Linked DNA regions of Homo sapiens: region 1 is linked to region 2. A link is an interaction called in ENCODE POLR2A ChIA-PET data of the cell type or tissue named here. Cell type or tissue: Panc1. All regions are shown on one strand. Each heading gives the region's core, and the rest is flanking DNA. Links, peaks and the distances in the headings are about the cores only.

Region 1 (2,816 bases), core at 302-2,801, 160 kb after region 2:
TAATCCCAGCACTTTGGGAGGCCAAGGCAGGAGAATCACTTAAAGCCAGAAGTTCAAGACCAGCACAGGTGACATAGTGAGTACCTGTCTCTATAAATTCTTAAAAAAAAAAAAAAAAGTATAAGCATCTGAAGGTGGAAGGGATCTGATACATCTTAGCTCCAAAACAACATGAAAAGTATAAGACAGACTTAATATGAACATAACAACTTCCTAAAAGTTACAATAGAGAGATAAGAGCATAAGAATTGTGACCGCTCATTCTTTGAAAATGGAAAAAGAACAAGATTTGTTGCCAGAGACAAAGAGACAGTTGAAAGTTCTCTGAAGGTCCATTCTAGAAAGGTTAGATATATGCCCTGCTCATAGCTTCCCTTTTCACACAGGGATGGTTGGATCCTTTCCACCCAATTGTGTGTAACCGTAAATTCCAGCCCCAGGAGGAAAACCATCTCCTATTAGGAAGGCATGCATGAGCCCCCACCCAGCCCTCAGCTCCAGCATGCACAGCATGGGTGGCTGCGGTAGCAGCAGCAACTGCTGGGCGAGTGAGTCTGGGAAGAGGTGGGTGACTGGGAAGAGCTTGACATGACTGTCTCCAAAAAGGTGCAAATCACTGTTAGCTGAGGGACAATTGTGAGGATTAGAATGTTTTTATTTTCCCTGAAACTTCAACCCATTCATCATTTTAAATTAGGTACACAGAGGTTGAGCATTTTTGCTTCTAGAAAAATACACCTTCAAATATCTCAAGTGCTTCCTAAATACAATCTTCTATAACCTGATAGCCACCAGCCCTTTCCCTCACACACTCCATTCTTCAATTCCTAAAACTTTTCCTCAGTTGGCATGGTCCCAGACCCAATTATCTTATTTTTTCACCTCTGAATACATCCTGGTTAATGGCTAATCCTTCAATATTGAGGGCTCTGGAGCAGATGCAATACTTCACTTGATGCCTGATGAAACCAGAGTAAAGAACATTACAACCAGCACTTTCTTCATCTGTTGATATTATGATTCTATGTATGCAGCCTGTGATGACCCTGGCATTTTCACCACCCCGTAACACTGCCAAATTACTAGTTTACTAAGTTCCAAAAGGTTGACCACCATTCATCCATCCTGTTTTATAATTGGGCTTCTGGGACCAAGTGGGTACCTTCTATTACCCCACAGCTATACCCTTGTGCTTTTCCCATCATCTTTCCTCCTCAAACAGGCCCCAGATGCTAAGGAATGGCAGCATAGTGACGGAATTTATCCTCGTGGGCTTTCAGCAGAGCTCCACTTCCACACGAGCATTGCTCTTTGCCCTCTTCTTGGCCCTCTACAGCCTCACCATGGCCATGAATGGCCTCATCATCTTTATCACCTCCTGGACAGACCCCAAGCTCAACAGCCCCATGTACTTCTTCCTCGGCCATCTGTCTCTCCTGGATGTCTGCTTCATCACCACTACCATCCCACAGATGTTGATCCACCTCGTGGTCAGGGACCACATTGTCTCCTTTGTATGTTGCATGACCCAGATGTACTTTGTCTTCTGTGTTGGTGTGGCCGAGTGCATCCTCTTGGCTTTCATGGCCTATGACCGTTATGTTGCTATCTGCTACCCACTTAACTATGTCCCGATCATAAGCCAGAAGGTCTGTGTCAGGCTTGTGGGAACTGCCTGGTTCTTTGGGCTGATCAATGGCATCTTTCTCGAGTATATTTCATTCCGAGAGCCCTTCCGCAGAGACAACCACATAGAAAGCTTCTTCTGTGAGGCCCCCATAGTGATTGGCCTCTCTTGTGGGGACCCTCAGTTTAGTCTGTGGGCAATCTTTGCCGATGCCATCGTGGTAATTCTCAGCCCCATGGTGCTCACTGTCACTTCCTATGTGCACATCCTGGCCACCATCCTCAGCAAAGCCTCCTCCTCAGGTCGGGGGAAGACTTTCTCTACTTGTGCCTCTCACCTGACTGTGGTCATCTTTCTCTACACTTCAGCTATGTTCTCTTACATGAACCCCCACAGCACACATGGGCCTGACAAAGACAAACCTTTCTCCCTCCTGTACACCATCATTACCCCCATGTGCAACCCCATCATTTATAGTTTCCGCAACAAGGAAATTAAGGAGGCCATGGTGAGGGCACTTGGAAGAACCAGGCTGGCCCAGCCACAGTCTGTCTAGCAGGAAGGCCCTGAAAGGAAAGCTCCTTCACCTGGGGAATGGGAGAGTTACCCCATCCCCAGCCCTGGCAGATGAGTAACTCTCCTATGCTGAAAGGCTCCAGGAAAGAGCGTTCATGGCTTCCTTGGCACTAGAATCAGACCTGAAAGTTCCTCCTGATGTCCAATGTCCTGATGTTATCTCTCTGACTTCACTTCCACATTGTTTTTTCTTGGACCTTCCTCGGGAGAATTTCGGATTTTCCTTAGTTTTTTTCCTCAGTTTCTTTTCCTCTTAAGTTCTCACAACAGGATTCAATAAATAAGTGCACTTAACTCCATTTTATTTGTATATACCTTTACATGCTAGTCCCCCAACCTGAGTTTCGTACATACATTTAGAAATAAACTCTTTTATTTTTCAGCTCTTCATTTTACTGTTTTTCTTTCTCAAATTCCACTCTCACTTCCTGGGTCTACCCTCATCTACCCAATTCCTGTGAAAAGTAGGTAAAGAAGCAAGAAAAAAAGGGCTGGGCGCAGTGGCTCATGACTGTAATCTCAGCACTTTGGGAGGCTGAGGATGGAGTTTGAGACCTGCCTGGGCAACATAGGGAGACCCATCTCTACAAAAAATTTAAAAAATGAACTGGGT
Region 2 (2,816 bases), core at 292-2,791:
TTCACGCTAAGAACATTGCTAACCTATTCTAAATAAATTCACAATATATCTCTATTTCTGAGTGCAGCCTGTTTTCTGCTATAATTAGCACCATGCTCTGATGTTAATGTTCTTTAGTTATGGAGTTATGCTATGCGATCCTCCACCACACATCTATTTTGAAAAGGTGAAAACCTTACTACTTTTTTGCATCAGAAATAAATGAGGCAATCCATACTGAAAGTGCTTCAAGGAATAATGAGAAATACAGTTAAAAGTGCTTGTAGTTCTTGACTGTAATGTGTCACTTACATGCTAATTAACCACACTATGAGCATATATTCCAGATTAGGACAGTTGACCTCCCTTACAGTATAGTGTAAAGTAACTAACACAATATAATATCCTGCTACGCTTAAGCATTTTAAAGTTAAAGATATCATAGTATCTGCAAATTTGACAAACTCACTCTAAAGTTTAGATAGAACATAAAATTAAGAAGTCAATATAACCCTGAATAATAATAAGATGAACAGATTTTCCTTCTTATATATCAAAATTTATCATAAAGTTTTATAATAAGGATAATATGGTATTTGCAATGAGATAAATAAACCAATGAGATCATAATAGAGACTAGGCCAGAAATAAACGAGTATACACTTGAAAAATTGATGACAGCTGGGAGCAGTGGCTCATGCCTGTAATCCCAGCATTTGGGAGGCCAAGGTGGGAAGATCATGAGGTCAGGAGATCGAGACCATCCTGGCCAACATGGTGAAACCCCGTCTCTACTAAAAATACAAAAATTAGCTGGGCATGGTGGCACACGCCTGTAGTCCCAGCTACTCGGGAGGCTGAGGCAGGAGAATTGCCTGAACCCAGGAGGCAGAAGTTGCAGTGAGCCAAGATCGCACCACTGCACTCCAGCCTGGCAACAGAGCCAGACTCTGTTTCAAAAAAAAAAAAAAAAAAAAAAAAAAAAAAAAAAAAAAAATTGATGACAAAGCTGACAGTGTAAACCAAACATATATTTCCCTGTATTTTGTAGGAAACCTTTAACATGTTTTTTACATTTTAAGACTGTAATCCATCTAGAATTGATTTTGTGTACATTGATATAAGAACCAACTTTATTTTCTCCAAATAATACCAACTGTTTCATTTATTTTATAGCTCTTCCCTTTCCCACTGATTTGCTATGTCCACTTTGTCAAATATTGTTTTCATCTAATATAATTTTGAGAGAACAGAACATATCACAGAATAATACATGTGTTATTATTTCTTTTATGTAGTATTTTTAAATGTGCAAAACTAAATTTATTGTTTAGGAATGCACACATTTGAGGTAAAATTATAAAAAGAATACAAGGAAACCATAAACTCAAAACTCAGGGTAATGGTTATTATAGGAAGGAGTGAGGAGTTGTTGTTTTATTTCTTCATCTGGGTGAGATACACTGAGGTCCAATTATCTTCATTCTTACTGCATACAGACATTACATATAGTCTTTTTATGTATACTTCATAATTAAAATAGAAAATATATAATGGTTAAAATGAATAAATAGTTGAGACAAATAGTAAAATAATATAACCAAAAAGTTAATTATTGAGCTGAAAGATCTAGTTGAAAAGCTCTTCTAGATAACACCAAGATGGACAAAATATGAACAATTCAAAATGAAAAGATGAGAAATGCAAAAACAAAAAATTTTCAATAACCATCCTGGAGGAAGAAGGAAAAAAAAATGACTGAGGCATATTTAAAGAAATAATAATCTACCACTTGCAGGTGATGGAAATGTTCATTATTTTGATTGCATTGATGGTTTCATGGGTACATATATCTGTCAAAACCCATCAAATTACACACTTTAAATATATGCAGTCTATTGTACAATAATTATATTTCAATAAAGCTGTAAAGAAAAAAATTCATATGGAGTAAAAACAGAAAAAAACAAACTAGGATTAAAAGTACTCAGAGTTCCAAGTTAGATACAAGACAGATAAACATAACAAATAAAGAAAACCACTTAAACACTTAAAATGAATCTTGAGGACTTCTAAGACAAATAAGGTGTTCCTAAAAGATTCTAAAAATGTTTGTAGAGATGAAGAACTGCCTATTAAGGAAAAAATATCAGATTGAAATCAGACTTTTCAAAAGTAACATCAGATACAGAGAGTAACATAAAATTTCCAAAGTCTTGAAGAAAATAAATTTCAAAACTATGAATATGTGTCCAGTGATACTCTCTCTTAAAAGTTAGGGCCCAATATTTTAAATGATAGAAAACCTCAGAAAATTTACCAAACTGCCACCTTATTTGAAAACTCCTATTGGGAAGGTATCCTAGCAAGAAGCAAATAAATCAAAGAGGCTATATTTCACATTGGGGACTGTATGACCCCGAGTTTTGTTCATCTCTTCAGGATACTCTGAAGCCTGACTATTCACTGCTATGGCCTGTGACAGATAAACTGTCAAGTGTCACTCTTGTTCTATTTCTCAGTCAAAAGCAGTTTATTTGCATTTCTCTGGAGAAGGAGAGGGGACAGAAAGTGGTGAAAAGTAGGTTCTGACCTCCTTGCTGACCAATAATTTCATTAATAACATGGAAGATTGTATTACTCTTCAAAATATTTGCTAACCCTCCTGGGGAAGAATTATACTTTCTCCCCACCCCATTGATCTCAGGTTTCACCATGTAATCTCAACGCACCTCCCTGTAAGAGGATGATTTATCTCTGTCCTGATTGACTCAAATGTGGCCATGTGACTTACTTTGGAAAAAAAGTCACAGGTATCACTTCTGAGCACAAGTTTC

What was found. Peaks named below come from ENCODE experiments on the same cell type or tissue, not always from the same donor. Only the 100,000 strongest peaks of a DNase experiment are listed, where the experiment ranks them.
Region 1: POLR2A ChIA-PET joins it to region 2 with 10 read pairs; 9 of 35 experiments call an interaction of 5 or more read pairs at or near these places.

Annotation. Positions count from the first base shown.
Region 1 is chr12:48,201,706-48,204,521 of GRCh38, reverse strand. OR10AD1 (olfactory receptor family 10 subfamily AD member 1) reads left to right here and starts at 1,230. Exons shown (of 1, transcript NM_001004134.1): 1 at 1,230-2,183. The coding sequence starts at 1,230. The coding sequence ends at 2,183. The region is part of intron 1 of LOC102725258 (a long non-coding RNA gene); the gene reads right to left. In Panc1, for the core only: no CTCF peak of the experiment used is centred there; no DNase peak of the experiment used is centred there.
Region 2 is chr12:48,361,786-48,364,601 of GRCh38, reverse strand. No RefSeq gene overlaps it. Among named protein-coding and RNA genes, the nearest start is that of ZNF641, 12 kb to the right of the region's middle. In Panc1, for the core only: no CTCF peak of the experiment used is centred there; no DNase peak of the experiment used is centred there.